Linked DNA regions of Homo sapiens: regions 2 and 3 are each linked to region 1. A link is an interaction called in ENCODE POLR2A ChIA-PET data of the cell type or tissue named here. Cell type or tissue: OCI-LY7. All regions are shown on one strand.

Region 1 (4,000 bases):
TGTTGTTGTTGTTGTTGTTGCTGCTCTTTTTTCTCCATGATTTTAGCAAAAGAAGTAAACTCAACTGTATTGGTCACGGTCAGCCCATTCAATGACAAGGGTGTCTGTCTGGCTTCACCTTCAGGCTATTTTAGTGTGCAGCTATAGGAGGCAGAGGAAACGTGGGTGGTGTAGTTTCTAAAACACGCTGACTTGCTGATTGATAATTCAGGGTTATTAGTGTAACAAAGCGTAGTGGAAACTCCTACTCCTGCTGCACCATACAGTTACAGACCCTACCATACTCTTGGTCTCATTTAAGGAACCATTAACACCTTCACTGCTGAAAAGCAGGATTTATAAGCATAAGTCATCCACCTCTAAATATTTTAACATTTAAAATGCCTGATTCAAAAGATACAGTTTTTGTTGTTTTTAACTAGTTAAAAATAAATCCTAAGAAAATATATTTAAATATTGCAAATGCCACTTCTAAACCAAAATACCTGAGAATATTTTTTGTCTTTTTAATAACGATTTTACCATTCATTTTATTTAAAAACATTTCTCAGCATAGCAGGGCACTGTATGGTCTCTGATGCACTACTCAACCCTCTAGTTGTAGTAGAGGGAGCCACAGACAGTACATAAATGCATTGGGCAGAGCTATATTCCAGTGAAACTTTATTTACCACCATAGGCATGGGATTTGGCCCATGGGTTGTAGTTTGCCAATCCCTGACACAGACCAACATAGACTGGGGGCTGGATGAAAAACAAATAACGATGTGTCATTTCTTTCTTTAACATAAAATAAATTCAATATGGTACAACACTGATTTTTGGAAAGTTGCTCAGAATGTTTAATTGCCTACAGTTTCTCACCACAAAGTTTTTTATTTTTACTTCAGATTTTAAAATTCAGCACTAAAGGCATTGAACCATTGAAAATAAAATTTTATTAAACTGCTTTTTTCCCCTACTTTTGGCTGATTAAACCAGACCCATAATACTAATACTTTAAAGACAATCTTTATAGGCAGTTTTTAAATTAAATTTTTTTTTTTTTGGTCTGTAGCAACAAGGTCTCACTGTGTTGCCCAGGCTGGTCTCAAACTCCTGGCCTCAAGTGATCCTCTCACCACAGCCTCCAAAACTGCTAGGATTATATAGGCTTGAGCCACTGTAGCCAGCCAACACACATTTTAAGTGATAAATATATTACATTGCACATTTCACATCTACTTGTACATCAGACCATTTAAAAATGTGTTATTAGGCCAGGCTTGGTGGCTCACACCTGTAATCCTAGCTTGGGACGCCGAGGTAGAGATTGCTTGAGCCCAGGATTTCGAGACCAGCCTAAGCAACATGACAAAACCCAGGCTCTACAAAAAAATACAAAAATGAGCTGGGCATGGTGGTGCACGCCTGTAGTCCCCGCCACTCGGGAGGCTTAGGTCAGAGGATCACCTGAACCCAGGAAGTCGAGGCTGCAGTGAGCCATAATTGCGCCAGTGCACCCCAGCCTGGGCAACAGAGCAAGACGCTGTCTCAAAAACAAAACAAAATTTGTGATATTTAGGAACCAAAGATTACAACAACTCTAGTAGGAATTCTAGTCACTGACCTGTTTGTTTTCCTGTGACCCATTTTTAGGTTTAATGCCCATCTGTGATATGAAGAGGCTGTAAAACTTCTCTCCCCAACTTTATGATTTATTCATACTTCATGACAAATGTACACAGCCCTCAAAATGTAAAAGCTAGAGAAACTCCAGAGAAACCAACAAACTTAGTAGAGCTGAAGTCTAGATTTCAAATAACATGGTCATTTTACTTGAAATCTGTAATTGCAGCAGGCAATACAATTCCAATAAATTTTTTAAAATGCATGTAAAATAAGATTTAAGAGTAATTTGACACTCAGTAAACAAAATTGTTTAGCTTAAAAATACAGGGATAACATTTCTAAAATTTAGGAATTATTTTGTACCATAATAATGCTGAATTTTTCACACTAGTTACTGCTAGATATAGTATTTGTAGCTATGTTAGATAAAATGTTGGCAGATCCTTGACTGAGGCAAGACCATTGGTTATTGAGGAAATGGTTTGAGATTATATTTGTTGATCTTAAATCATTCAAAACGTTGTGTCCTTAATTTGTCATCAAGCTGCAAACAAGGGGAAGATTTTTATCTGTTCTACAGGAATCCACTGATGATAGCAACTGCAGAAGTAGTCAGTCTTTTCTTCTTATTCCAAGATTAGGAAGTAAACATAGAAGTTCATCACGTAAACTTATTTAGGAATTAAAAAGAAAGGAAATAATATGTATTCAGGATGTACTATACCAGGCTATAATAAGTCATCTAATAAAAGCTCAGCCTACCTTTTAAGGGTGTAGGTGGCCCTCAGTCGCAAAAAGCTAACCAGGTGCCAAAGCGAGATTCCCATTCAAGCATGTGACACCAGAGCCCTTACTGTCAACGACAAAACCACATAAACCTTTCCTTTGACTATGAGGGCATACCATAAAAATGAATTGGCATAATTCAGTCTTAGAGTCAAGGAGGAGCACAATTCCTAGGTGGTGGGGTTTTGCCATCTTCAAAAAATGGGAAAAAAAAATGTTGAAGAAAATGTGGACTTGATATTAGATGGGAGACCAAACAGGAGGGACCAGCATTCTGATCTTAGAGGTACTGCATGCAGATTTGATCAGCCATGGGGAAACAGGTCAGTTGGAAAACCCCTGAACTTCTCTGCATCTCAGTACTGCAATAAGAGGGGTGTTAATTATTGTCAGGCATGGCAACTTTTTGATGTCTGTATCTTTAAAAAGAGAGGTCTTCATACTTAATACTGAAAACAGTTGAAATTGCACCCAAAAAGCCCTACCAGATATCCTGACCACCTGCATTTTATTTCAAGGTAGCTTTGTAACTGTCAAAATGTCCTTACTGTACAGAACACTTTCATATGTGGACCAGGACTGCGAGCCGAATGAGCACACCCTATACCTCAGCTAGTCCTAGAATTGTCCTCAGAGGCATTGAAGAGCTGACCTAGTTATATTCTGAACCCTAACATTTTAAGCTACATCAGATCTGGAATCTTTGGGAGTTGAGACCATCAAGGAGCTTAGAGTAGCTTGGCCTCTGAGGACCTTCCATGGTAGCCATGCGTTTCCCCACATCCATGCCGCCACCTTGGGAGCCAACTGGAACATTCATTCTCTGTTAAGTAGAAGGAATGTTCACATTCCTTTCACTCTCACGTTCCCCCATGAGCACTGGTAATGTGGGTTAAGGTTATCTTAAAACAGAATGTCTTACGTCTCAGGAACCCCTTGGTCCTGGACAAACCAAGACTGTTGGTCACATGAGCTTTTGTGCTCAGAGTACCAAGGTTAAGATCTTAGGCAATGCCTGGGACCAGTTTTTCCCATAGAAATATTTAACTTAAGGACAGTGTTTTCCTTGATGCACAATGATGGCTTTAGAAGGGATCTTCTATCTGAAAAACCCTGCCCCTCTCTGTGGCTTCCACACCTAGGCCTCTTCATTCATTTCCTGCTTCTGAAGGCCTCTGAGGGATTTAAACCAACTGCAGCCTTTCTTTACATCTCTGAACATGGCTTAAGGTATGTATGTCTTTCTGTGAAGGAACAGGAGTAGTCTGAAGACTAATAAGCTTTTTGAGAGGATTTCTCAAAAGGAACGTGTGAATTTTTAAACATGGGACCCACACAGGAAAATGGGGGAGATGTGGTAACCACCGATCTCTCTTGTTTATAAATCCATACAGTCAAAGTGGGGGCCAACCCCAATTATTCCAGAATGCCCAGTGTCAGAGTTTTCACTTCTGGTTACAGAAGGAAACCTTACCCACTAACCTTGGCAACCTTTAGAGCTGTGTGACTCCCAGCCCCCGTCTCACAGCATCCCCTCCTTCCCCTTAACATGACCCTCATCCATCTTTTTAAAAATTAGATAGGAGGTTAGAGTTCAGGATGA
Region 2 (4,000 bases), 500 kb after region 1:
TTGGGTCTGACCCCATTCAGTTTTGAGCAAAGTTCTTATAAAACATCCATGGATACATGCCTTCTAAGTATCTACTACATGCATATATATATGTGGCAAATGACGTACCAAAAAAGTCTAAGTAAAGGTTTCTGTTCTCAAAGAGTATATAATTGGAAAGCAAATATAAAAGTTAAATATTAATAAACTCTGTGGAGTTCTTAGTACTGGAACTTTACCAGCCTTCGTTTTGCACTGTGTAAAATGTGGACTAGATGGTCTCTAAGGGGCCTTAGTTTGGGTATTTTGGAATTGTGTGATTATGTTGTAGGCTGTTCAAGATTTTTTTTTAGAGGTATGAGGAAACATGGTTAGCATTAGACTCCAAACCACAGGGAAAAAGAGATGTTGGAAGTCAGCCAGGATAGAATTCAACATCACTTTGGGTCACTTGGAAAATATTTCTGTAAATATAGAAGACACATATATTTCTCTTTAAATATAAGACTAAGGAAGGTGGCTGGATAATTACATTGCTGTATAATCCTCTGCCTAAGAGCTGCAAGTACCAGTGGAGAAACAAAAGGAACAGGAAGCTAATCGGTGAACTCTGGAAAGCTTGCACACAACCAAGGCAAATGGTTTCTCTCCTCACAATGGGACTCTCAATCCTTGGCTAAACAGTCAAACAAACACTCAAGAGAAACTCAAAACCAGTTGCAAGGTAAAAGGTGGAAAAGGATTTTTGCCCACTCAACTGGGCTTAAAGCCTTTGGAGAAGTGCTTCAGGGCTTACAGATGAGACAAAGGCAACAGAGGGAGCTGTGTTGGAGAGAATTAAAAGCAAAGGCATAGAGTAAACAGGTTTCAACCAGACAGTCTTTATTGTTGAAAAGCCACTCTGAACAAAATCCTGCTTTTTACTTCCAAATTACTGCAGCAGAAAGCTCCAGGAAACTAACAAGACTAGCAAATGTTAACGTTGAATACCCTCCACACACATCACCTTCCCATTCCCTTCTTTCAGTCTGCAAGAAATATGTTAAAACACCAAAATAATGTACTCCTTCCCCATTATAAAGTAGCATAAACAAGAAGAGCTATCTTTGGAAGACAGACAGGATAGCAAAGGAGATAAAATTTAAAATCAGGCAAGCCTGATGTGTTGCCTTGAGCACGTAACTTAACCTCTCTAAGCCTCAGTTTTCTCATCTGTAAAATGGAGATAATAATGGTACCTACCTTATGGGGTTGTCATAACAATTAAATAGGATAACTGACTTCAAGTGTTTAGTACAAGACCCGAGACATCGTAAATAAACACTCAGTAAACAGTAGATATTATTGTCATCATTATTAGTTTTATTTTAAAATCTTCTTTGGTGCAAAAATATAACTTTTCTTTAGCTATTATAGAGAGTAATTTTTGATTCCTTTACTCTGTGTTTCAGGGAATCTCTGCATATAGCTACAAAGTCACCCAGGGAAGGACAAGCTCATGGAGGGCTCTTTCCTGCCCATTCGCCTCATTTAAGTGCAGCCATCCTTCAGGCCCTTGGTTAAGCTTCCAAGGACCCTATGGGTCAAGGTATGTTACCCCTTTTGCATCCCCAATTGCTTACCACAATTGTAATTAGGTGGTTATTTATGTAATTATTTGTCTGTTTTATCAACTGCTTAATTTTCAAAAAGTTAAAAATGATTTTCATCCAAATGTGTAGTGACCGCATGCCAAAGATTGATCTAACCCAGGAAACTAGAAGCATAATTAGGCTGGTTCAAAGAGCATTTGTAAGTTGTGGAAGGTATGTTGAAGCAAGTTTGCTATATTATAGACAAAAATCCTACTCCTGTTTCCTGAAATGTTCTATAGGCAAAAAAATTATAACCTTTGGGGTTGTCTTTTGTATTTCACTAGACAAAAGTCTACAAAGTAACGTATAACTCCACAGACGCTCCACTTTAATCAGTGGTAAATAGTGAATCAAATAAAGGTACATTCTGCTAGATAATGAAATAAGCACTGGAGTAGGGGTAGGGACTCTTAAGTGAAGTTTTGGTATGACTTTGAAAAGACATGCAGTCCTCTTTTGGCCTTATTTCCAAGACTTGAATAATTTTTCTTAATAAATGTCTATCTCCTCCGGTAGAACGTAAGCTCCGCGATGTTGGGGTCTATGTGGTCTTGTAGTCCCAAGCCCTGCACAGTGCCTGGCATGATTGTCTAAACCAGGGGTGTCCAATCTTCTGGCTTCCCTGTGCCACATTGGTAGAAGGAGAATTATCTTGGGCCACACACAAAATACACGAACACTAATGATAGCTGATGAGCTAAAAAAAAATCGCAGAAAAATCTCATAATGTTTTAAGAAAGTTTATGAATTTGTGTTGGGCCACATTCAGAGCCGTCCTGGGCTGCAGGTTGAATAAGCTTGGAGCTTGGTAAACCAAGCCTTCTGGGTCTGGGGTAAGGTCTGTGATGTTTTTGTTGCAATATCTTGCTGTGTCCTCTAGGGTGCTCCTTGTTCTCTCTTGGAGCCAGTCCCTGCTGCAGAATTTGTTCTGTAAACTTATACTTTGTATCCTAGATTTTATTTTCAATTTTTGTATTTAAGTTCACAAGTGAATTGAGCTATCATTTAATTTCTTTGTTGGTGTCTTTAGGTTTTGTGATCAAAACCACATTTACCTCATAAAAATCAATTGAATTACATGCTGTTCTATTTTGGAATAGTTTTGGTAATAACAAAAGGAGTAAATTGTTTTTAGAAAATTTAAGAAAATACTTCAGTGACTTCATTAGTACCATTTTGAAGGGGGGCATAAACTTCTTATAACTGTTTCTACTTCTGTGATTAGTTTATTTGTGCATTTGTGTTCTCTGTTTTGCTGTGACCCATTTTAGTATTTAATACTTTAGCAGCTATCCATAGAGTATTGATAATAATTATTCATACATAGTTTAGAATATTATCATCCCTACTTTTTTTTTTTTTTAATTATACTTTAAGTTTTAGGGTACATGTGCACATTGTGCAGGTTAGTTACATATGTATACATGTGACATGCTGGTGCGCTGCACCCACTAACTCGTCATCTAGCATTAGGTATATCTCCCAATGCTATCCCTCCCCCCTCCCCCCTCCCCACCACAGTCCCCAGAGTGTGATATTCCCCTTCCTGTGTCCATGTGATCTCATTGTTCAATTCCCACCTATGAGTGAGAATATGCGGTGTTTGGTTTTTTGTTCTTGCGTTAGTTTACTGAGAATGATGGTTTCCAATTTCATCCATGTCCCTACAAAGGACATGAACTCATCATTTTTTATGGCTGCATAGTATTCCATGGTGTATATGTGCCACATTTTCTTAATCCAGTCTATCATTGTTGGACATTTGGCTTGGTTCCAAGTCTTTGCTATTGTGAATAATGCCGCAATAAACATATGTGTGCATGTGTCTTTATAGCAGCATGATTTATAGTCATTTGGGTATATACGCAGTAATGGGATGGCTGGGTCAAATGGTATTTCTAGTTCTAGATCCCTGAGGAATCGCCACACTGACTTCCACAATGGTTGAACTAGTTTACAGTCCCACCAACAGTGTAAAAGTGTTCCTATTTCTCCACATCCTCTCCAGCACCTGTTGTTTCCTGACTTTTTAATGATTGCCATTCTAACTGGTGTGAGATGATATCTCATAGTGGTTTTGATTTGCATTTCTCTGATGGCCAGTGATGATGAGCATTTTTTCATGTGTTTTTTGGCTGCATAAATGTCTTCTTTTGAGAAGTGTCTGTTCATGTCCTTCGCCCACTTTTTGATGGGGTTGTTTGTTTTTTTCTTGTAAATTTGTTTGAGTTTATTGTAGATTCTGGATATTAGCCCTTTGTCAGATGAGTAGGTTGCGAAAATTTTCTCCCATGTTGTAGGTTGCCTGTTCACTCTGATGGTAGTTTCTTTTGCAGTGCAGAAGCTCTTTAGTTTAATTAGATCCCATTTGTCAATTTTGGCTTTTG
Region 3 (4,000 bases), 140 kb before region 1:
ATATGTTTGGAGGCTCTCCATTTGTTTCTGTTTTTTTTTGTGGTGAGGAAAGAAAAAAATACTTTATATCTTTAACCTGTTTTTTAAAAAGAAAGTTGGCATGAATATGTCTTAAGGGAAGTTAAACAGAATATATACCCAAAGTATTAACAAATGAAAAACAAAGACTACAGTTTTAGCCTACTTTCTCTTTCCACATATTTCACTTCTCATTTAAAAATTGTATGCATCTTTGAAGACTAGAACTGAGGTGCTTACAACAGTGGTTTGAGGATATTTTAAAATCCCTTTTTATATATTTCTGAATCTGGAAAGGGAATCATTGATGATCTTAATAAAATATAAATCAAGATATTGCATATTAACGACTTTATAAAACAAACTGTGAATACATTTGTCATTATAGATTTTCCTAACCCTCTGCAACCAACAGAGCTTTCTTGTAGAGCAGTGTATTACAGCTTTCCTTTCAAAATGTATTTGTACATTGGCCAAGGAAGCATCTCTTCATTGTGAAGATGTTACAAATATCTTGATAGGGGAAGAAACTTTTTCTGAGCTTATTATAGTGGTGCTAGTTACCTTTTAAAGAAGATACACGTCTAGTAGTAAACACCTAGAATGTCTGCTATAAAATAACTTAAAGGTATAGTTTTCTATACTCTTTAATTTTACAGAAGGGAGGCAGCATTCTGAGATATTTGCATATTGTGTAAGATTATGTTGCTAAATGTAAGTATTTAATTTGTTAGAATCATAGACTCCTAGAACTTGAGGAATAAGAGGAGACTTGTTTTACCTTTGTCAGTTTTGTTCTGTTTGAATTTTTAAGAAGCTAATGAATTTTTAGATCCCCATTAGTTGCTCTTTAAATTATTTTAATACTTTATAAACTGATTTTTTAAATTTTAACAGTACTTAAATGTAATAACTTTATACCATGTGTTTATTAGTTATTAACTTACAGTAGAAAATCTACTTGAAACAGCTTATTATTTTAAAAGAACAAAACGCTTTGAAAAAGAATGGTTTATTTTAAAAGGTGCCACCCATGAATGCAATCCATATTTTAAAAGCTGAGAGTTGGGTAAGACCTTTAAGGGAGGTCTCATGTCTGAGCGCTTTCCATCTACCTGCTGAAGTCTGATTTAAGTCTCATCTGCTACCTTGTATCTTTAGTCTCATAAAGAACTTTAAGACAAAAATTATGGAATAAATTGCCAGAAAAGCTAAGAGAAGTTTTGCTTACAGTACAAGAAATACCTCATATAACACAGACTGTGTTTCATCCTGCTAATGGGATAGCCCAACAGCTTTCTTCCATCCGTGTGTGATGTCTGGGTATGCCTATATGAGAAATAATACGTGAATATGCACCTAGAATAACAGCTCTTTTAAAGTTTTGTTTGAACTAAGTGCAAGTTTGGCAAGATGCCATACTATTTTTTGATAGCATACAAATTCAAGCACTAAAATAAAAGACTACCTCCTGGTAAAGTGTTGTACAGTGTACTTCCTAATTTAGCTGAAGCTAAACTCAAAATTTGAACTTTGCATAGAAAATGTTAGGAATTTTTTTTGTCTGTTTACCTTACGTTTTGCAGTATTTTGTTTCTTTATGGGTGTATCCGAGATTATGAAAAGTCATTGAAGCCAAGTGTGGGGACTTGATCCCTAAGCAGAATTCACTGGATTATCATGTCTTCCTGCCTAACCCAGGTCTCTGCATGACAAGAATAGTTTTAATGCAGATTTTGCTCTCTTCTCTTTCTGAGAGACCTGAAAAGTTTAGCTTTCCAAAGGCTTCCCTGCATGCGAGGTAAATAGATGGAGCAGAACTATCAACAATCTATAATTAAGCAGCTTGACTACCTGTCAATAGGAAATGCCCTCTGTGTCTACCACACAAGTGAATTACAGGAACCTCAGAGATACTGCAGGTTCGGCTCGAGACCACAGCAATAAAGCAGATGTTGCAACACAGTGAGTCACACAAATTTTTTGGTTTCCCAGTGCATCCAAAAATTATGTTTATACTGTATTGTAGCCAATTAAGTGTGCAGTGACTTTATGTCTAAAGAGGACAATGCATATACCTTAATAACAAGTACATTATTGGGCTAAGCACAGTGGCTCATTCCTGTAATCCCAGCACTTTGGGAGGCAAATGCAGGAGGATCACTTAAGGCTAGGAGTTCAAGACCAGCCTGGTCAACATAATGAGACCCCCATTTCTACAAAAAATTAGCCGGGCTAATTTTTTAAGTTTTCAGCTTAGGCGGAGGATCACTTGAGCCCAGGAGTTCAAGGCTGCTATGAGCTGGGATCACGCCACTGCACTCCAGTGTAAGCAACAGAGCGAGACCCTGTCTCTTAAAAAGAAAAATAAGAAAACTTTATTACTGAAAGATCCTAACGATCATCTGAGCCTTTAGGGAGTCATAATCTTTTTGCTGGTGAAGGGTCTTTCCTTGATGTGGATGGCTGCTCACTGATCAAGGTGGTGGTTGCTGAAGGCTGGAGTAGCTGTGGTAATTTCTTACAATAAAACAACGATGAAATTTGTTGCATCAGTTGACTCATCCTTTCACAAAAGATTTCTCTGTAGCATGAACAGTTGTTTGGCAGTATTTTACCCACAATGTAACTTCTTTCAAAATTGGAGTCAGTCCTCTCAAACTCTGCCACGGCTTTATCAACTGATATTATGTAATATTCTGAATCCTTTGTTGACATTGCAACAGTGTTCATAGCATCTTTACCAGGAGTAGATTCCATCTTAAGTAATCACTTTCTTTGCTTATTCCTAAGAAGCAACTCTTCATTTGTTCAAGTTTGATCATAAGATTGCAGCAAATCAATATCTTTAGGCTCCACTTATAATTCTAGTTCTCTTGCTATTTCTACCATCTTTGCAGTTACTTCCTCCATTGAAATCAAACCCCTCAAATCATCCATGAGAGTTGGAATCAACTTCTATCAAGCTCCTATCAACTTGATATTTTGACCTCATCTCATGATCACGAATGTTCTTAATGGCGTCTAGAATGGTGAATCCATTCCACAAGATTTTCAGTTGACTTTGCCCAGATCCATCAGAGGAATCACTGCGAATGGGAGCTATTGCCTTACAAAATGTATTTCTTCAATAATAACACTTGAAAGTCAAAATTACTCTTTGGTTTATGGGCTACAGAATGGTTGTTGAGTTAGCAGGTATGAAAGCAACATTCATCTCCTTATACATCTCCACCAGAGCTCTTCGGTGACCAGGTGCATTGTCAGTGAGCAGTAGTGTTTTGAAGAGAATCTTGTTTTTGAACAGTAGGTCTCAACAGTGGACTTTAAAAATATTCAGTAAACTGTGCAGTAAACAAGTGTGCTGTCATCGCAGCTTTATATAGCGTAGGTAAAGTTGATTTAGCATAATTATTTAAGGCCCTAGGATTTTTGGATTAGTAAGTGAGCATTGGCTTCAACTTAAATGTCACCATCTGCATTAGCCCCTAACAAGAGGGTCAGCCTGTCCTTTGAAGCTTTGAAGCCAGGAGCTGACTTCTCCTCTCTAGCTCGGAAAGTCCTAGATGGCCTCTTCTTCCAAAAGAAGGCTGTTTGTTACCCACACAATGGGTGGGTTTGATTGCTTGGTGGATGACAGTCCATTTACCATAATCGAGGATTCAGCAAGGAGATTTTATTACTTGTAATAAGAAGAATGCTGAGGATAGTTCCCAAAGCAAAACCTTCCTGAACAATGGTGAAAACAAGCTTTTATTGGGCTGGTTAACTGAGTCATTGTATGTTGAGGTGGAGTAAAGGCAGCACCCGAGCAGTCCCTGATGATGCTTCTATATATGCTGCGTGTATAGAAAATGGGGGCTAAGCTTCTCTCTGGGCAGGGATTTTAGTATGCATTGAAGGGAGTTTGCCAAAGTTCATCTGCAACTGACGCATCTCTAGATCCAACTGGTTTTTCTGGGGCTAAGCTTCTTCCTGGAAG

Evidence for each region. ChIA-PET counts read pairs that join two places held together with the same protein. Peaks named below come from ENCODE experiments on the same cell type or tissue, not always from the same donor. Only the 100,000 strongest peaks of a DNase experiment are listed, where the experiment ranks them.
Region 2: POLR2A ChIA-PET joins it to region 1 with 9 read pairs; 1 of 35 experiments calls an interaction of 5 or more read pairs at or near these places.
Region 3: POLR2A ChIA-PET joins it to region 1 with 5 read pairs; 2 of 35 experiments call an interaction of 5 or more read pairs at or near these places.

What each region holds. Positions count from the first base shown.
Region 1 is chr3:23,590,977-23,594,976 of GRCh38, forward strand. UBE2E2 (ubiquitin conjugating enzyme E2 E2) reads left to right here. Exons shown (of 6, transcript NM_152653.4): 6 at 1-818. Among named protein-coding and RNA genes, the nearest start is that of UBE2E1, 210 kb to the right of the region's middle. RefSeq lists enhancers at 2,876-2,925, 2,946-3,055. In OCI-LY7, no CTCF peak of the experiment used is centred here; DNase peaks (open chromatin) are centred at 175, 2,435, 2,795 and 3,565; H3K4me3 peaks cover 2,936 bases; H3K27ac peaks cover 4,000 bases.
Region 2 is chr3:24,086,495-24,090,494 of GRCh38, forward strand. No RefSeq gene overlaps it. Among named protein-coding and RNA genes, the nearest start is that of LINC00691, 15 kb to the right of the region's middle. In OCI-LY7, CTCF peaks have their summits at 2,518 and 2,717; a DNase peak (open chromatin) is centred at 2,487.
Region 3 is chr3:23,453,318-23,457,317 of GRCh38, forward strand. All of the region lies in intron 3 of UBE2E2 (ubiquitin conjugating enzyme E2 E2), which reads left to right. Among named protein-coding and RNA genes, the nearest start is that of UBE2E2, 250 kb to the left of the region's middle. In OCI-LY7, no CTCF peak of the experiment used is centred here; no DNase peak of the experiment used is centred here.